Regions from separate parts of the Homo sapiens genome. Here regions 2 and 3 are each linked to region 1. A link is an interaction called in ENCODE POLR2A ChIA-PET data of the cell type or tissue named here. Cell type or tissue: GM12878. All regions are shown on one strand. Links, peaks and the distances in the headings refer to the core of each region. The heading gives the core; the rest is flanking DNA. Region 1 overlaps GLDC (glycine decarboxylase). Region 2 has its middle 22 kb from the start of GLDC. Region 3 has its middle 19 kb from the start of KDM4C.

What was found. Peaks named below come from ENCODE experiments on the same cell type or tissue, not always from the same donor. Only the 100,000 strongest peaks of a DNase experiment are listed, where the experiment ranks them.
Region 2: POLR2A ChIA-PET joins it to region 1 with 7 read pairs; 4 of 35 experiments call an interaction of 5 or more read pairs at or near these places.
Region 3: POLR2A ChIA-PET joins it to region 1 with 7 read pairs; 4 of 35 experiments call an interaction of 5 or more read pairs at or near these places.

The regions. Positions count from the first base shown.
Region 1 is chr9:6,571,734-6,578,620 of GRCh38, reverse strand. All of the region lies in intron 15 of GLDC (glycine decarboxylase), which reads left to right. Among named protein-coding and RNA genes, the nearest start is that of GLDC, 71 kb to the left of the region's middle. In GM12878, for the core only: no CTCF peak of the experiment used is centred there; a DNase peak (open chromatin) is centred at 3,220; H3K27ac peaks cover 453 bases.
Region 2 is chr9:6,663,952-6,670,838 of GRCh38, reverse strand. It overlaps the pseudogene RNF2P1. Among named protein-coding and RNA genes, the nearest start is that of GLDC, 22 kb to the right of the region's middle. RefSeq lists a cis regulatory region at 5,730-5,743 and an enhancer at 5,665-5,809. In GM12878, for the core only: a CTCF peak has its summit at 2,986 (motif pointing right); no DNase peak of the experiment used is centred there.
Region 3 is chr9:6,735,830-6,742,716 of GRCh38, reverse strand. It overlaps a transcript of KDM4C not described here. Among named protein-coding and RNA genes, the nearest start is that of KDM4C, 19 kb to the left of the region's middle. In GM12878, for the core only: a CTCF peak has its summit at 3,284 (motif pointing right); no DNase peak of the experiment used is centred there.

The sequences.
Region 1 (6,887 bases), core at 1,108-5,107:
CTGCAGTGAGCCATGATCACGCCACTGCACTCCAGCCTAGACAACAGAGTGAGACTCTGTTTCTAAGAGAAGAAAAAAAGAGAGGAAGTACTTTCCAACTAATTAAAATGAAGATACCGCATATCAAACATCACGGGCTGTAGCTAAAACAGTGCTAACAGGAAAGTTTATAGCTGTAAATAACTACATTAAAAAAGAAGAAAGAGCTGGGTGCCATGATTCATGCTTGTAATCCCAACACTTTGGGAGTCTGAGGTGGGAGGATCACTTGAGCTCAGGAGTTCAAGACCAGCCTCGGCAACATAGTGGGACCCTCTTTGTACAAATTAAAAAATTAGCCAGGTGTGGTGGCATGCATCTGTGGTCCCAGCTGCTTGGGAGGCTGAAGTGGGAGGATCACTTACACCCAGAGGTCTAGGCTGCAGTGAGCCATGTTCACACCATTGCACCCCAGCCTGTGACAGAGCAAGATCCTGTCTCGAAAAAAAAAGAAGCCTGGACCAGATAGTGAGACTTAGTCTCTACAAAAAATTAAAAAAGTAGCTGGGCACAGTGGCGTGTTTCTGTAGTCCCAGCTACTCGAGAGGCCGAGGCCAGAGGATTGCTTGAGCCCAGGAGGTTGAGGCTGCAGTGAACTGTGATGGTGCCGCTGCACTCCAGCCTGGTTGACCCTGTTTTAAAAAAGAAAAAAGAAGAAAGATCTTAAACCAACTTAATCTTCCACCCTAAAACAACAGAGAAAGAAGTACATTAAGCTCAAAGCAAGCAGAAGGAAGGAAAGAATCAGGATTCGAGCAAAAAAAAATCAATAACGTAGAGATGGGGAGCAGGAGAGGAGGGGAATTATAAGAAAATAAAATATAGTGAAATAAAATTTAGTACAACAGATGTTAGCTGCGTAAAACTGCGTGTGTGTGTGTGCACAGGGGCATAGGTGGAAAGATGTATGAAAGGATGGGACTCAAACAGTTGTCTCTAGGTGGTAGAATATCAGGTGATTTTACTTTTTGTCCTTATGTTTTTAGATTATTTAAAATTTTTAAAGCCTTGATCATATGTTATTTAGTCAATTCAAAAAAGATATTTTTATGGTGGAGAACATGCGTATTGTGAAACAACTAAATGCATAGTAAGTTGGTTATAGGCTCATTTGCACCTGGTTCTCCTGATCTCAGAGGGTTCCTCCATCAGCTGATGGATATGGGATAAGGTTGGCTTTGAAGCTTGCCCTGGGGCTGGAGGCAAAACATAACCACCTCCATCTGCCCTAGCGGCACCTCTATCCTAATAAATACAGTGAGGTAGTCTCCCAGGGCACCCAGTTCAAACTCTGCAGAATAGGATAATATTTAACATCAAGTGGACTCAGAATACAACTCTCTGGTTCTCAAATGACCAAGTAGCAGAATGAAATGTAACTTTCAGGCCTGCATCTGGATTTCTCTGCGTGTGGCGCTGCTGGCTCTGCCTCATCCTTGCTGCTGTGCCTTTCCGCGCTGTCTTCTCATCCAGGGCATTTCTGTGTTATGCGCACAGAAGGCTTTTGTTCTTTCTGCAGTCATTCCCTGCCCACATATATGCTGCAGCAGGGACCTTTCTCTTTGGTGAATTTTCTTTCTAAGAGAGAATTCATCAGCTCAAGGGAAAGGTTAGGATCTAGAAAATGTGAGGTTTTTAAGGCTCTGTTATGTGGCTTCCTACCAAGTCATGTTGTAGGTTTCTCTAGCAACAGAAAAGTGAATGAGATTTAATTCAGGAATAGACAGTCAATATGGATCATAAAAAGGTTTTATAAGTGCTATAGATTGAATGTTTGCATTCCTTCAAAATTCACCTGTTGAAATCCTAACTCCAGGCCAGACGCGGTGGTTCACGCCTGTAATCCCAGCACTTTGGGAGGCCGAGGCAGGCGGATCACCTGAGATCAGGAGTTTGAGACCAGCCTGGCCAACGTAGTGAAACTCCATCTCTGCTGCAAATACAAAAATTAGCCAGGTGTGGTGGCAGGGGCCTGTAATCCCAGCTACTCGGGAGGCTGAGGCAGGACAATTGCTTGAACCTGGGAGGCAGAGGTTGCAGTGAGCCAAGATCGCACCACTGCACCCCAGCCTGGGCGACAAGAGTGAAACCCCATCTCAAAAAAAATAAGAAGAAGAAAAAAATAAATTATAACTCCAAGGTGACGGCATTAGGAGGTGGGAGCTTTGGCAGGTAATTAGGTCATGAGGGTTGTACAATCCTGAATGGGATTAGTGCCATTATTTTAAGAAAGACCCCAGAGAGCTCTTTACCCCTTCCACCATGTGAGGACACAGCAAGACCACAGCTATCTATGAACCAGGAAGTGCGCCCTCACTAGACACTAAGTCTGCTGGCTTCTAGGATCTTGGACATCTCAGCCTCTAGAACAATGGGAAATAGCTTTCTGTTGTTTATAAGCCACCCAGTTTTTGGCATTTTGTTATAGCACCTGGATGGATTAAGACAATAACCATAAATTTTGTCAAGATAACTTTGCTTGATGTAGCCAAGCCTTCACTGGTCTGCCTAGTTCCTTAGGACATTTTGATCCCAAGGGTGTTTGAAGGGCCTGAAAGAAAAAATGTCAAGAAGCTTATCCCTATTTTCTCCTATTTATTTGTTCTACCCATAAACCCCGGGGAGGGTTTCCAGCTTGGTGTAGAAAACAGCCAAATAATATTTAATTACCTTTTCATTTCCCACTGAGCCCAGCGGGGCTTGCTTCAGCTTTTTCTCCATAACACTTTGCCACTCTTCAAATCATTCAGCAGCTCATAAGTACATTCTAGGAATTGCTAGTTTAGAATTATGATGTGATGTTTAAGGCAGACAGAAAGAGTAATTAACACCTCCCATGGATATGTAAAGTGAAAGACAAGTTGGAATTATTATTAGCTCACTTGGCTTAAAAAATTGAGGAAGTTGTTTTTGTCCTTAAAAACTGCAAACTGTGATTGTTAATGTAGACGGAGGTGGCCATTGCTTTTCCCAGAATCTCCTTCATGGGAAGATTCTTAAATTGTGGTGTGAACAGGGCTCTCAATGGCTGTCAGAATTAATTGTGCATGAGAATCACCTGGAGGGCTTGTGCAATTACTGAGCCTCACCCTACAGAGTTTCTGATTCAGTAAGTCTGGAGTAGGGCCCCAGAATTTGCATTTTTAACAAATCCCCAGGTGATGCTGAGGCAGCTCGTTTGGCCACCAGCCTGTGAAAACCACTAGGTTTACCAGAGGTTCTTGGACCTGGCTGCATGTTAGAATTACCTGGGGAGACTTTTGAAGAACACAGATGCCCTACCTACTGCACAAACCAGTTACATCAGAATCTTCGCTGGGGATGGAGCCCATATGGGAGAGTTTTGGGGTTTGTTTTTTTTTTTTTTGCTTCTTTTGAGATGGAGTCTCACTCTGTCGCCCAGGCTGGAGTGCAGTGGCATGATCTCAGCTCACTGCAATCTCTGACTCCCGAATTCAAGCGATTTTCCTGCCTCAGCCTCCCAAGTAGTTAACCGATGCTACAGGTGCCCGCCACCACACCTGGCTAAGAAGTGGGAGAGTTTTTAAGCAAAAAACTCTCTAATTCTAATGTGCATCACTGGGTTGGAGAGCAATTTGGCCTGGAGGAACACCAAAGAGAAAGGTTTAGCAAGATGGATGTGGCTATCATATGCATATCACAAATAATTTAGTGCAGGGAGGGTCAAAAGCCCACTATTTGCCGTCTCCCTCCCCTCCCTTCCTGAGCTCATGGTTGACATCACTGATCATTTCTGGTAAGTTTTCCACCGAGCCTAGTGCAGCTTCAGAAACAGAGTACTCTGGGGGCCAAATATGAGAGACCTGTAAGCCCTCTCTGATTTCCCAAAGAAACAGTCAGAATGCCAGGAAAAAAGCAGGGTGAGGGATGAGGAGAGCCGTCTTTCGGGAAATGTAAAGCAGTGAGAAGGAACTCCTCTTTCCCAATTTCCTTAACTCTCAAGAGTATATTTTGATTTTTGAAGTTTGTTAGACTTTAGGGCAGTGGTTCTAACATTGGACTGCACCCCAGAATTTCTGATTCAGTATTCGTGGAGTGGAGCCTATGAATTTGCATTTCTTTTCTTTTTTTTTCTTTTCTTTGTTTTTTTTTTTGAGACGGAGTCTTGCTGTGTCGCCCAGGCTGGAGTGCAGTGGCATAATCTCAGCTCACTGCAACCTCCACCTCCCAGGTTCAAGCCATCCTTCTGTCTCGGCCTCCCAAGTAGCTGGAATTACAGGCACCCGCCACCACGCCCAGCTAATTTTTGATTTTTAGTAGAGATGGGGTTTCACTGTGTTGGCCAGGCTGGTCTTGAACTCCTGACCTCAGGTGATCTGCCTCCCGAAGTTCTGGCCTGAATTTGCATTTCTAACAAGTTCCCAGGTGATGTTGATGCTTTCTATTGTCTGGGAACTAGACTGAGCGTGAGAACCACTGCTCTGAGGCGCTCTTCTGATACCAGCTGATTTATCTACGTTTTTTGACTAGATAGCAAAGGTTAATTATGGAACTAAACTTATGTCAAATTGATACAGATTGGTAAGAACATTACAGAGTGTTGTGTTGAGGGGTTTTGATTTTAAATCCATAGAGATAGAGACCTGGCTAACGTTAGGGTACTTGAGACATGCAGTACATGGAGTTTCACTGGTTAAAATCATACCGTTTGCAAGGTATTTGTACTGTTAAATTGTTAGTCACCTGTTTTTTCCACCTGGTAGATAGGAATCTGCACCCATTTTTCCCTTATTTTCTTGAGAGTGGTCCTCTGAAGGTGCCATGAACTGAAGTGGGTCATTTCGACAGTGGTTGTTAGGATCACTTTACTGCCATCATTTTTACCGTATCGGTTTCTTAGCTGATGTTTCACTTGCATCGTTTTTGTTTCTCAACGTAAAGGAGAGTTTGGATGAGGGGAGTCTGACATCAAAGATGTCCAACACCAAACCCTTACGTATCACAAGCAACTGTGAAGTATTTCCTTCTGGGGGGTGACACTGGGTAGGATGGATGGGGGTCGCTTTTTTCTTCTTCTTTTGCTTTATAACCCTTCTGCACTGATGATGGATTTTTTTTTAAAAAATCACATAAATGTATTCTTTTATTTATTTATTTTTTAAGATAGAGTCTTGCTCTGTTGCCCAGGCTGGAGTACAGTGGCACGATCTCAGCTCACTGCAACGTCTGCCTGCCGGGCTCAAGCGATTCTTGTGTCTCAGCTTCCCAAGTAGCTGGGATTACAGGTGTGTGCCACCACACCTGGCTAATTTTTGTATTTTTATTAGAGACAGGGTTTCTCCATGTTGGCCAGGCTGATCTTGAACTCCTGACCTCAGGTGATCCACCTGCCTCCACCTGCCTCAGCCTCCCAAAGTGCTGGGATTACAGCGATTCTTGTGTCTCAGCCTCCCTAGTAGCTGGGATTACAGGCGTGAGCCACCATGCCTGGCCCACATAAATGTATTCTATCATAAAAATTTTAAGTTCACCTGTGAAATAGATAGCATTATGTCCACGTGACAGATGGGATCCAGAGGAATAATTTGCTTGGAGCCAGACAGCTTTGAAAAGGGCAGCAAATAAAAAACAACTTTGATATTAGAGGTGAGAGAAACTCCCGGGTGGCTGCAGGAAATACCTGTTTGTGAGATCTGCCTGGGAATGAGTGACTTTAACATGATCTTGTTGTAGGAAACATTTAACAGTATGTGCCACCTAAGGGCTCCTGTTTGCAAACAACAGAAAATGGCTTGCATTAACTTCAGCAGAAAAATAATTTACAGGGAAGTTATTGGGCAGTTCACAGAGTTGATGGAAAAGCTGGAGAATTAGACTTCAGCAGTGAGTAAGACCCAAGAAAGGCTGGCAGCAGAGAAGAAAATGGAGTCTCACCATGCGAAGAGTCACCATCTTCACTGTGGGAAATATGGAACTGTCCCATTCCTTTGGTCTGTCCATCCAGATTCATAATGTCCTGGCTGGAGTATTGCACAGGATGTTTCACACCTCCATGTCTTATTAGTGTTTAGTGACTGGGAATGTCTAATCCTTTTTGCTTTCATAGGGGAGTGTAGGACCGTGTCTCTCCCATAGACTCACACAAAAGAGGGAATTCCCCCAGATAATAAAGCCACTGAAAGGCTCTGCATTCCCACACACACCTCTAAACTCAGCACCAATGAAAACCCAGTTGATTTTCAACATCCTAATGTAACCCTCCTTCGTACTTTTAAGCACATTGACAGCATGTCCACATGTCATTTTCCCAGCATCATTTTCTGAATTGCATTTGTACTTACTGCTCGTTGGCTATGGTAGTTTGCAGATACTTTCTCCCGTTCTGTAGCTTGTCCTTGTAACCCTAATGGGAGCAAAAAGTTTTTAATTATGATGGAGTTCAATTTATCAATTTTTTTCTTTTATGAATTGTGCTTTGGGTTTCAAATCTACCCTAGATCCCAACAATTTTTATTCTGTTTTTTGTTTTTCCCAGAAATTTCATAGTTTTATGTTTTACATTTAAGTCCATGATCCATTTACAGGTGATTTTTATATAAGCTGTGAGACTTAGATTGTGCCTATGGATGTCTAAGTGTTTCAGTTCCATTTATTGAAAAGGCGATCTTTCCTCCATTGAATTACTTTTGCAACTTTGTCAAAAATAGTTGGGTATATTTGTTTGGATCTATTTCTGGATTCTATATTCTATTCCATTGATCTATGTGTGATCTCTGTGTACATAGGCTTGATTATTGTAGCTATATATGATAGTCCCCACTTATTTGCAGTTTCAGTTACCCATGGTCAACTGGCTCAAAAATATTAAATGGAAAATTTGAGAAATA
Region 2 (6,887 bases), core at 1,982-5,981, 91 kb before region 1:
AGGGTTTTGTGTTTCTGTAGTGCACTGGTTCTCAAAGGACATTGTCAAAATCTCTAAGATTAACCCAAGTTTGTGGGCTGTTTCTGGGATTTCCAAAATTTAACAGGCACTGGGGTACAGAAGAAAAAGCATGAAGGTTGAAGCTGATAGACATGGATCAAAGCCTAATTCATCTCTCAGCTAGTTTCAAAACAGAAGCCAAGTTAAACTGTCTAGGCTTTATTTTCTCATCTTTAAAATGGGGAGAGAAATATTAACTCAGAGGGTTGTGGGGAGACCTGAATTAGAGTATGCCCATGGAGCAACTGGTGAATGGAAGGTGCTCAAGTCCACAGGTGTGTTCTCACTCCCTCTAGTAACAAAACAGTGCAGTCGGCCTGCCACACTTGCAGTTTACATCCTAGATCCAACCAACTGCAGATCAAAAATGTTCAGAAAAAAACAAATAATAAAAAGCAATAATACAACAATAAAAATTATACAAATAAAAAACACAGTATAACAACCATTTAAATAGCACTTACATTGTATTAAGGTATTATAAATAACCTAGAGATTTAGAATATTTGGAAGGATGTACATAGGTTACATACAAATTTGACACCATAGTATATGCACCAGAATATATTAGGGACTTGAACATGCGCGGATACGCGCAGATTTTGGTATCCGTGGGGACAGAGTGGGGTGTCCGGGAACCCTGGAGGCTTGTGTTAAAATGCTCTTTGCGGCTCGCTATATTGTAAGGCGGTGCCAGCTGCCGCGGCAGCCGATTACCCGAGTCTCGCTCCTGCATGGCCAGTGAGCCCCTGGCTGGGGTGGGAGCCTCAATGTCTCAGGCTGTGCAGACAAAAGGAACTCAACCATTAAGCAAAACATGGGAACTCAGTTTATATGAGTTACAATGAACACCTCAGTGACTCTCTTACAGAAGGCAATAACAGATGGCTTAGAAATTGTGGTTTCACCTCGAAGTCTGCACAGTGATTTAATGTGCCCAATTTGTTTGGATATGTTGAAGAACACCATGACTACAAAGGAGTCTTTACATCGTTTCTGTGCAGACTGCAACATCATAGCCCTTAGAAGTGGCAACAAAGAATGTCTTACCTGTTGGAAAAAACTAGTTTCCAAAAGATCACCAAGGCCAGACCCAAAGTTTGATGCACTCATCAGCAAAATTTATCCAAGTCGTGATGAATATGAAGCTCATCAAGAGAGAGTATTAGTCAGGATCAGCAAGCACAATAATCAGCAAGCACTCAGTCACAGCATTGAAGAAGGACTGAAGATAACTGCAGCGAGGCAAGAAACAATAGATTGAAAATGGTAGTGGAGCAGAAGATAACGGTGACAGTTCACACGGTAGTAATGCCTCCACACATAGCAATCATGAAGCAGGCCCTAGTAACAAATGAACCAAAACAACTGATGATTCTGGGCTTGAGCTTGATAATAACAATGCAGCAATGGAAATTGATCCAGTAATGGATGGCGCTAGTGAAATCGAATTATATTCAGGCCTCATCCCACACTTATGGAAAAAGATGACAGTGCACAGACAAGATACATAAAGACTTCTGGTAACACCACTGTTGATTACTTATCCAAGTATCTGGCTGTGAGGTTAGCTTTAGAAGAACTTCGAAGCAAAGGTGAATCAAACCAGATGAGCCTTGATACAGCCAGTGAGAAGCAGTATACCACTTATATAGCAACAGCCAGTGGCCAGTTCACTGTATTAAATTGCTCTTTTTCTTTGGAATTGGTCAGTGAGAAATACTAGAAAGTGAACAAACCCATGGAACTTTACTATGCACATACAAGGGAGCACAAATGAGCTTTTAAAAACCAATTCTGAGACTGAACTTTTTTATAGTGCATTTCTTTAATATTAAAGATGTACCAGCCGGGCGCGGTGGCTCACGCCTGTAATCCCAGCACTTTGGGAGGCCGAGGCGGGCGGATCACAAGGTCAAGAGATCGAGACCACCGTGAAACCCCGTCTCTACTAAAAATACAAAAAATTAGCCGGGCACATTGGCAGGCACCTGTAGTCCCAGCTACTCGGGAGGCTGAGGCAGGAGAATGGCGTGAACACGGGAGGCGGAGCTTGCAGTGAGCTGAGATCGCGCTACTGCACTCCAGCCTGGGTGACAGAGCGAGACTCCGTCTCAAAATAAATAAATAAATAAATAAATAAAAATAAAGATGACTGGCATTACTTTTATGGACAGATCTTGGATATGTTGTTCAGTTTTCTTTCTGAGCCAGACTCGTTTACGCTATTCAAATCTTTTCCCCTTAACTTAAGATTTCCTTTTTGGAAGGGACTGCAATTATTCAGTACTGTTTTCTTTTCTTTAAAAAAAATACCTGAAGTTTCTTGTGGGTTTTTTCCCCCCACAAAGTGTGGTTCCACTTGGAGCACCCTTTGACCCAGGAATTTTTCATAGTTTCTGTATTCTTAAAGATTCAGTTGGCTGTCCTTTTCCCGCTCCCCTCAAAAGATTTTTAGTCATACACAATGTTAAATATTATGTATTCCGACTTTTTTTCCCCTGGAGTCTTGTATATTCATAGTTTTCTATATAAACTGTGGTACCATCATGAAGACCCAAGGCTCAAATTTACTGTCCTTAAAAACAGTTCTCATAGGATTATTCTTTTCATGGTATTTCTTTCATAATATCTCATTTTAAAAAGAAGTTCTTTATGAACTTAGTGTCCATTGTCATGCAGTGTTATTTTTTTTTTCCATTTTTCCCGCATAATTTTGGAATTTCTGGTCCTGGAAAGAATCAAACAAAATCTTAAGTTCCATGAGAACTTGGTTCATGAACAGATTTTGCTGAAGAAAGAAAAATTAAATTGGTAGTAAAATACAGTCTTCAAGTATTAAAAAAAAATGCTCTTTGCTGAGGGAAAACACTAGATTAGTTTGTTAGGGCGCATCTAATTTTTTAATGTGACCATTAGATGGCAGCATTCAGGTGGGATTTCCTGTATCAGACCAAAGGCTTCTCCCCTCTCCCCACTTCCACCCAAAACACAAAAACAAGCTATCCTTCTGAGTGCCTCAGTTGGAACAGCAATTGAGGGATACTGTTTGGGAACGCGATTGCCAAGGGCGAAACTAAAAGAATTCTACTAGGTAGAAGAGGGGAATAATAATAAGAGTTGATAGTATTTACATGCACTAGGCATTCACTGTTCTAAGCACTTTTATATATGTTAAAATAAAGGGTAGGTAAATAAATTAACAAAACTCCAGTCCACAAACCCCCGTCTCATATAGAGGGGAGCTATAAAACTTTTTTTTGTTGTTACAGACAGGTCTCACTCTCACCCATGCTGCAGTGCAGTGACATGTGCTTGTAGCTCATTGCAGCCTCCAACTTTTGGGCTCAAGCAATCCTCTTGCCTCAGGCTCCTGAGTAGCTGGGACTACAGGTGCCTGCCACCATGCCGGCTATTTTTTATTTTATAATAAAATAATAAAATACCTAATGTATATTTTATATTGTTAAATATAATATTTATATTATATATAAATACAATGTAATATTAATATAACATTAATATAATTAAAATATAATATTTATATAATTATAATATAATAATAAGGCTGGGCGCAGTGGCTCATGCCTGTAATCTCAGCACTTTGGGAGGCCGAGGCCAACATGGTGAAACCCCATCTCTACTAAAAATAGAAAAAGTAGCCGGGTGCGGTGGCAGGCGCCTGTAATCCCACCTACTCCGGAGGCTGAGGCAGGAGAATCACTTGAACCCTGGAGGTGGAGGTTGCAGTGAGCCGAGACTGCGCCACAGCACTCCAGCCTGGGCGACAGAGCAAGACTCCATTTCAATAATAATAATAAAAATAAAATAAAATAAAAATAGCCATCATGGTGCCAAGCACCTATAGTCCCAGCTACTCAGGAGGCTGGGCAACCACCTTTGAGAAAAGGCTATCTAGTCACAACTGCTTTTTTTTTCTTTCTTTCTTTCTTTTTTTAATAGAGACAGGGTTTTGCCATGTTGCCCAGACTGGTCTTAAACTCCTGGGCTCAACCTATCTGCCTGCTATGGCCTCCCCAAAGTGTTGGGATTACAGGCTTGAGCCACTGGGCCTGGCTTACAAATATTATTATTTTTTTTGAGATGGAGTTTTGCTCTTGTTGCCCAGGCTGGACTGCAATGGCATGATCTAGGCTCACTGCAACCTCTGCCTCCCAGGTTCAAGCGATTTTCCTGCCCCAGCCTCCCGAGTAGCTGGGACGACAGGTGCGTGCCACGACGCCCAGCTGATTTTTGTATTTTTAGTAGAGACAGGGTTTCACCATGTTGGCCAGGCTGGTATCGAACTCCTGACCTCAGGTGATCTGCCTGTGTCAGCCTCCCAAAATGCTAGGATTACAGGCGTGAGCCACTGCACCCGGCATGAAAGAGTGACCTTTGGAAACTGACTGAGTCTGTTCCTCTTCTTGGGAGCTGCTGCTTTTCTTTTTTTTGAGACAGAGCCTTGCTCTGTCACCCAGGCTGGAGTGCAGTGGCGCGATCTCGGCTCACTGCAAGCTCCACCTCCCAGGTTCACGCCATTTTTCTGTCTCAGGCTCCCGAGTAGCTGGGACTACAGGCGCCCGCCACCACACCCGGCTAATTTTTTGTATTTTAGTAGAGACGGGGTTTCACTGTGTTAGCCAGGATGGTCTCGATCTCCTGACCTCGTGATCTGCCCGCCTCAGCCTCCCAAAGTGCTGGGATTACAGGCGTCAGCCACCGCACCCAGCCAGAGGAAGACTCTTAACAAATCTTGTCCATTGGAAAGGCACTGACTCAAATCTGCAGAACAAATCTTACTAAACAAGCATTGTTTACTATACTTTCTCTGGTCATCTCCCCACTACTTGCCTCCCCATTCCCAGAAACCCAAAACTCCTTTTCTTCTGTTTAGTCTGAGATGTTATATCAGTCCCAGTTCTAACCAGCCCTTGGGGTTACTCATATGGGTGTTTCCACGTATACATGCAAGATGCACAAGTTAGTGAACTTCTGTTTGCTTTACTCATGCTAATCTGTCTTTTGCCAGACTAGTTTACAGGGACTCAGCTGGAGACCCTAAGATGAGTAAAGGAAAATTACTTCTTTTCTCCCATGCATATGTTTCATCTTGACTCTACTTGGCTTTTTTTCCTCTTCATTTTTTGTGAAGGCTGTATGTGTCTGGGCTTCAATATTTTCAAATGTATGGATGAGTTGTTCGTCTTCTTGCAGTATCTTTTTTTTTTTTTTGAGATGGAGTCTTGCTGTGTCGCCCAGGCTGGAATGCAATGGCACGATCTTGGCTCACTGCAACCTCTGCCTCCCGGTTTCGAGCAATTCTCCCATCTCAGCCTCCTGAGTAGCTGAGATTAAGGACACCCGCCATCATGCCCAGCTAATTTTTTGTATTTTTGTAGAGACAGGGGTTTCACCATATTGGCCAGGCTGGTCTCGAACTCCTGACCTCAGGTGATCTACCCACCTCGGCCTCCTAAAGTGGTGGGATTACAGGTGTCAGCCACTGTGCCTGGCCATTGCAGTGTCTTTATATCCAATGCACTCACTTTCTAAAATGCATAGAGGATGTTCTATGTGCTATTCCAGAGGTCATTTTTGCAGAGATAATGGCATTTGAGATAAAACACCCATGGTTTATTTGCTCTTTTCACAAGCTGGTCACTGAGTGAACTTTGGAATTGACTCTGATACCTGTTGGTGTAAAGCTCTGTCCAGGCAGTGCTGGATTACACCACCATGGCCAGCAAAGCCAGGAAACTCCATGTGGAAGGGAAAGGCCTCAGTGAGGTGACCCACTTAAGTGTTTTGCCCAATGCCACAAGGGGGGCAAAGTCTGACCATTCTGAAAACTTGTTCCTGTTCCCTTGAGCCACTGTGGGATTTCCTCCCATCTTTAATCACTGGCCATCATAAGCAGTGATTGGAATCGGGTGCATTCCTTCCTTGTCATTCACTCTGTAGCCTTGCACAAATGGGCTGACCTGGGGTTAATTGTTACCTCAGAGGTCACAGGGATCTCCTGCGCACACATTCCATGCAGTCTTTTCCTGTTTCCCTTCCCTCTGACCTCACCGGGTTGTCTGGTCACAGTGTCCCCACCCCATTTATGACATTTTCTCCTCTTTGGTCTCCAGGACTCTATGCTGCCCTGCCTCCTCTCTCTCAAGACTTCTTTGCTTCCTTAAGGAGCTTTGCTCTCGCTCAAGTATAGGTGACCCTCAAGGTTTGGTTGGATCTGTGTGGTTGAATCCTTTCCCAAACAGCCTGCTTGAACACTGTATGCTAACTCACTTCCCCTCACCCAACCCCTGGAGATAGCTCTGGAGCTCAGATCCCTCAACCTGACCTCTGACCTCCACCACACAGGAGCAACTGGCCTGCTCTGTCCTTCCCCTTCGATGCTCCCACCAACCCCCAAGCTCACCTTTCTGGAGCTAGTCAGCTTCCTACACCCTGGACCCACTCTTCACGGACAGCCCTGTTTCCATTATGGTGGCCAAAACCCTCCCATTTGTTAGACTCACATCTCAGGAATGACCTTTGATCATTCACCTGTAAGTAGCAGTAAGGGTCTTCATTGCATTTTACTAATATCAAGTAACTGTTTTTTGTTTTGTTTTGTTTTAGACGGAGTCTCACTCTGTTGCCCAGGCTGGAGGGCAGTGGCACTATCTTGGCTCACTGCAACCTCCGCCTCCCAGGTTCAAGCATTCTCCTGTCTCAGCCTCCTGAGTAGCTGGGACTACAGACGCTTGCCACCACGCCTGGCTAATTTTTGTATTTTTAGTAGAGACGAGGTTTCACCATCTTGGCCAAGCTGGTCT
Region 3 (6,887 bases), core at 1,846-5,845, 160 kb before region 1:
TCAATTGAGTGAGACTCCTTCTAAAAAAAAAAAAATTCCCCACCCCACCAAAATAAAGGAGCCTGAGGAATCTGTGAACAATACCAAAGGGCTGATATTCATGACATCAGAGTTCCAGAAGGAAAGGAGAAAAAGTGCAGTACAAAAAAAAAAAAAAAGTTGAAGAAACAATGGCTAAAAATTTTCTAAATTTTGGCAAAAGACAATAACTGATACTCACGAAGGCCAGCAGAACCTTAACAGAAAAAACCCAGAGAGTCTCTCTGAACTAACTCTGTTTCAGGGGGCTGCTTGATAATAAAATAAATAAATGAATAAAAAAGACAGATCCAAATGAATCCAAATTGAGATAGATTGCAATCAAACTTTGAAAATATAGACAAAGAAAATCTTGAAAATAGCCAGGGAAAGATAATGTATTGCCCACTGCATTCCAGCACTCTGGGGGGCCAAGGCGGGCGGATGACGAGGTCAGGAGTTCGAGACCAGCCTGACTAACTTGGTGAAACCCCATCTCTACTAAAAAGACCAGCCTGACTAACATGGTGAAACCTCATCTCTACTAAAAATACAAAAATTAGCCAGGCATGGTGGCACACACCTCTAGTCCCAGCTACTAGGGAGGCTGAGGCAGGAAAATCGCTTGAACCCGGGAGGTGGAGGTTGCAGTGAGCCGAGATCACTCCACTGCACTTCAGCCTGGGTGACAGAGCAAGACTCCGTCTCCAAAAAAAAATTAATAAATAAATAAAAACATTTTATTATTGTTTTTGAGCCATTAGAAAAAAAAAAGAAAAAACTGTATTTGTGTGTGTGTGTGTGTGTAACAACATTTTAAAATGCTTAACAGGCCAGGCATGATGGCTCACGTGGATAATCCCAGCACTTTGGGAGACCAAGGCAGGTGAATCCCTTGAGACCAGGAGTTCAAAATCAGCCTGGGAAACATAGTTAGACCCTGTCTCTATTATTTTTAAAAAGTAAAAAAAAAAAGTGCTGAATAAAAAGTGTCACCAAAAGACAAAAAAAAAAAAAAAAAAGAGCTGCCACCTCAAAATTCAATGAAAATATTCTTCAGGAATAAAGATGAAATAAAGACATGCTTAGATACAAGGAAACTAAGAGAATGTGTTGCAAACAAAACTCCTCTGAATAAATTGCCATAAGTTCAGATATAAGAGAAATTACATCAGAAGGAAGCTAGGAACATAAGAAATGAATGAAGAACAATAAAAAGGCTAAATACCCGAGTAAATAGCATGTACCCGGGTAAATAGAATATTCTTTTCCTCTTGAGTTTTTGTTTTTGTTTTTTGTTTTTTGAGATAGAGTCTCGCTCTGTTGCCCAGGCTGGAGTGCAGTGTCGCAATCTCTGCCCACTGCAACCTCCGCCTCCCTAGTTCAAGCGATTCTGCTGCCTCAGCCTCCTGAGTAGCTGGGACTACACGCACGCACCACCACCTTGGCTAATTTTTGTATTTTTAGTAGAGATGGGTTTTCACCATGTTGGCCAGGATGCTCCCATTCTCCTGACCTCATGATCTACTCGCCTCAGCCTCCCAAAATGCTGGGATTACAGGTGTGAGCCACTGTGCCTGGCCTGAGTTTTTAAAAATATATTTCATAGTTGAAAACAAAAATTAAGGTAGACGGATCATGAGGTCAGGAGTTTGAGACCAGCCTGGCCAACATAGTGAAACCCTATCTCTACTAAAAATACAAAAATTAGCCAGGCATGGTGGCATGCGTCTGTAGTCCCAGCTACTCAGGAGACTGAGGCAGAATCACTTGAACCTGGGAGGCAGAGTTTGTGGTGAGCCGAGATCCTCCCACTGCAATCCAACTTGGACAACAGAGTGAGACTCCGTCTCAAAAAAAAAGAAAATAATTATACTACTGGCTGGATACAGTGGCTCATGCCTGTAATCCCAGCACTTTGGGAGGCTGAGGTGGGCGAATCACTTGGGGTCAGGAGTTCGAGACCAGCCAGGCCAACATAGTGAATCCCCATCTCTACTAAAAATAGAAAAATTTGCTGGATGTGGTGGCGCGCGCCTGTAATCCCAGCTACTCCGGAGGCTGAGGCAGGAGAATCGCTTGAACCCAGGAGATGGAGGTTGCAGTGAGCCAAGATCGTGCCACTGCACTAGATCCTGGGCAACAGAGCAAGACTTCATCTCAAGGATAAATAAATAAAAATTAGGCCGGGTGAAAGGCCAGGCGCAGTGGCTCACGCCTGTAATCCCAGCACTTTGGGAGGCCGAGGTGGGCGGATCACAAGGTCAGGAGATCAAGACCATCCTGGCTAACACGGTGAAACCCCATCTCTACTAAAAATACAAAAAATTAGCCAGGTGGGGTGACGGGCGCCTGTAGTCTCAGCTGCTAGGGAGGCTGAGGCAGGAGAATGGCGTGAACCCGGGAGGCGGAGCTTGCAGTGAGACGAGATTGCATCACTGCACTCCAGCCTGGGCAACAGAGCAAGACTCTGTCTCAAAAAAACAAAACAAAACAAAACAAAAAATTAGGCTGGGTGTGGTGTCGCACACCTGTAATTCCAGCACTTTGGGAGGCCAAGGCAGGCAGATCACCTGAGGTCAAGAGATCGAGGCCATCCTGGCCAAAATGGTGAAATCCCGTCTCTACTAAAAATACAAAAATTAGCTGAGTGTGGTGGCGCGCGCCTGTAGTCCCAGCTGCTTGGGAGACTGAGGCAGGAGAATCACTTGAACCCACGAGGCAGAAGTTTCAGTGAGCCAAGATCACACCACTGCACTCCAGCCTGGCAACAGAGTGAGACTCCGTCTCAAAAATAAATAAATAAAAATAAATAATAAAAATTAATTATGAGATAGCTTTTACTTTGCTATTTATTCATTTTTATTTATTTTAGAGATGGGGGTCATGCTATGTTGCCCAGGGCAGTCTCGAACTCCTAGCAATCCTTCCTCCTTGGTCTCCCAAAGTGCTGGGATTACAATTGTGAGCCACATTCCTTCCAGCTTACTGGGCTATTTAAAGGTTTCTAATACTACCATATCCTGCTGATCAAAAGCTCTAACTTGCAAAAAAAAAAAAAAAAATCTACCCTGCATATCAATATACTCATATCTATCTATCTAGCTATCTAAAACTGTGAGTAAAACCAAATGGGTAACCACATTTAATGCTACTTTACTGGATAATGTTATTTGATGCTGAGAAGTTTTAAACCTGGTGTCCAGGAGTGAAGCCTTAGTGTAAACACATGATTGTGTCCAGTGATTTGTCATTTTACAAATCCCACACTAGATGGCAGATTTTAAACAGGATTTTCTGGGTCACAAATTAATTAGGAAAAAAATGGCTAGGCACGGTGGCTCACACCTGTGATCCCAGCACTTTGGGAGGTGCAGGGGGACAGGTCACCTGAGGACAGGAGTTCAAGACCAGCCTGGCCAACATGGTGAAACCCCATATCTACTAAAAATACAAAAATTAGCTGGGCATGGATGTGGGCGCCTGTAATCCCAGCTACTCGGGAAGCTGAGGCACAAGAATCGCTTGAACCCAGGAGGCAGAGGTTGCAGTGAGCAGAGATTTCACCACTGCACTCCAATTTAGGTGACAGAGTGAGACTCTGTCTCAAAATAATAATAATTAGGAATATCTACATATAGATCTGCAAAGGAAAAAATCCGGATGTGGAGGCTCATGCCCGTAATCCCAGCACTTTGGGAGGCTCAGGTGGGAGGCTGAGGTGGGAGAATAAATTGAGCCCAGGATTTCGAGACCAGCCAGGGCAAACATGGGGAAACCCCATCTCTACAAAAAATATAGAAATTAGCTGGGCGGCCAGGCGTGATAGCTCATGCCTGTAATCCCAGCACTTTGGTGGATCACCTGAGGTCAGGAGTTCAAGACCAGCCTGGCCATCACGGTGAAACCCTGTCTCTCAAAAAAAAAAAATGAAAAGAAAAGAAAAGAAAAATTAGTTGGGCGTGGTGGCATGCCCCTGTAATCCTAGCTACCCAAGAGGCTGAAGCAGGAGAATTGCTTGAACCAAGATCATGCCACTGCACTCCAGCCTTGGTGACAGAGCGAGACTCTGTCTTGAAATAAGTAAATGAATAAATTAGCTGGGCGTGGTGGTGCCCACCTGTGGTCCCAGCTACTCCAGGGTGCTGAGGCAGGAGGATCACCTGAGCCTTGGGAGGTCGAGACTCCAGTGACCTCTGATCTTGCCATTGCCCTCCAGCTTGGGGGACAGAGTGAGGACCTGTCGCCCAAGCTGGAGTACAGTGGCATGGTTTCTGCTAACTGCAACCTTCGCCTCCCAGGTTCAAGCGATTCTCCTGCCTCAGCCTCCCGAGTAGCTGGGATTACAGCATGTGCCACCATGCCCTTCTAATTTTGTATTTTTAGTAGAGACGGGGTTTCTCCATGTTGGTCAGGCCAGTCTCAAACTCCTGACCTCAGCTGATCCATCTGCCTCGGCCTCCCAAAGTGCTGGGATTACAGGTGTGAGCCACCAGGCCCGGCCAGCATCTGTTTTTTAGTTTAGTTTAGTTTAGTTTAGTTTAGTTTAGTTTAGTTTAGTTTTTGAGAGGGAGTTTTGGTCTTGTTGCCCAGGCTGGAGTGCAATGGTGTGATCTCCCTCACTGCAACCTCTGCCTCCCGGGTTCAAGTGATTCTCATGCCCCAGCCTCCTGAGTAGCTAGAATTACAGGCACCTGCCACCATGCCCAGCAAATTGTTGGTATTTTTAGTAGAGATGGGGTTTTGCCACGTTAGCCAGGCTCCGAACTCCTGAACTCAGGTGATCCACCTGCTTCGGCCTCCCAAAGTGCTGGGATTACAAGTGTGAGCCACCTTGCCCAGCCCAGCATCTGTCATTTTTTGACTTTTTAATAATAGTCATTCTGACTGGTGTGAGTTTGTATCTCATTGTGGTTTGCATTTCTTTAACGATTAGTGATGTTGAACATTTTTTCATGTTGTCCAAGTGTATGTCTTCTTTTGAAAATTATCTGTTCATGTCCTTTGCTCACTTTTTTTTTTTTTTTTTTTTTTGAGATGAAGTCTCACTCTTGTCCCCCAGGCTGGAATGCAATGGTGTGATCCCGGCTCACTGCAACCTCTGCCTCTCGGGTTCAAGCGATTCTCCTGCCTCAGGCTCCCAAGTAACTGGGATTACAGGTGCCTGCCACCATGCCCAGCTAATTTTTGTATTTTTTTTAGTAGAGATGGGGTTTCACCAGGTTAGACAGGCTGGTCTTAAATTCCTGACCTCAGGTGATCCATCTGCCTCGGCCTCCCAAAGTGCTGAGATTACAGGCATGAGCCACTGCACCTGACCGTCCTTTGCTCACTTTTTTAATGGGGTTGTTTGTTTTTTGGCTTGTTAATTTGTTTAAGTTCCTTATGGATTCTCGATATTAGACCTTTGTTGGATGCATAGTTTGCAAATATTTTTTCCCAGTCTGTAGGTTGTCTTTTTATTCTGTTGATAGTTTCTTTTACTGTGCAGAAGCTCTTTACTTTAATTAGGTCCCGTTTGTCAATTTTCTGTTTCAATTTAATTATATTTATTTGTTTGTTTTTTGAAAATAGAGACAAGATCTTGCTATGCTGCCCAGGCTAGTCCAGTGGGACTGAAAAACTTTTTTTTTTTTTTTTTTTTTTTTGAGACAGAATCTCGCTGTGTCGCCCAGTCTGGAATGTAGTGGTGTGATCTTGGCTCACTGCAACCTCCCCCTCCCAGGTTCAAGCGATACTTGTGCCTCCGCCTCCCAAGTATCTGGGACTACATGTGTGTGCCCCCATGCCCGGCTAATTTTGTATTTTTTTGTAGAGACGGGGTTTGGCCATGGTGGCCCGGCGGGTCTTGAACTCCTGGTCTCAAGTGATCCCCCAGACTAGGCCTCCAAAAGTTCTGGGATTACAGGCGTGAGCCACTGCTCCTGGTGGATACTGATTTCTGTATACTGATTTTGTATCCTAAAACTTTGCTGAAGTTCTTTTTCAGATCTAGGAGCTTTGGGACAGAGCCTTTGGGGTTTTTTAGGTATAGAATCACATTGTCTACAACAGAGATAGTCTGACTTCCTAATTGAGGTTCCCAAACCTCAATTCTTGACTTCTGTGCACCCATAGGCTCAACACCACATGGACGCTGCCAACTCTTAGAGCTTCCACCCTCTGAAGGAACAGCCTGAGCTGTACCTTGGCCCCTTTTAGTCATGGCTGGAGTGTCTGGGATGCAGGGCAACAAGTCCCTAGACTGCACACAGCACAGGAACTCTGGGCCCAGCCCACAGAACCACTTTTTCCTCCTAGGCCTCTGGACCTGTGATGGGAGGGGCTGCCATGAATACCTCTGACATTCCCTGAAGACATTTTCCCCATTGTCTTGGGGATTAACATTCAGCTCCTCATTACTTATGCAAATTTCTGCATCTGGATTGAGTTTCTCCTCAGAAAATGAGATTTTCTTTTCTGTTGCATTGTCAGGTTGCAATTTTCCAGTCTTTTATGCTCTGCTTCCTTTATAAACCTGAATGCCTTTAACAGCACCCAAGTCACCACGCGAATGCTTTCATGCTAGGAAATTTCTTCCACCAGATACCCTAAGTCATCTCTGTCAAATTCAAAGTTCCACAAATCTCTAGGGCAGGGGTAAAATGCTGCCAGTCTCCTTGCTAAAACATAACAAGAGTCACCTTTGCTCCAGTTCCCAGCAAGTTCCGCGTTTCCATCTGAGACCACCTCAGCCTGGACTTTATTGTCCATAATACTATCAGCATTTTGGTCAAAGCCATTCAACAAGTCTCTAGGGAGTGCCAAACTTTCCCACATTTTCCTGTCTTCTTCTGAGCCCTCCAAACTGTTCCAATCTCTGCCTGTTA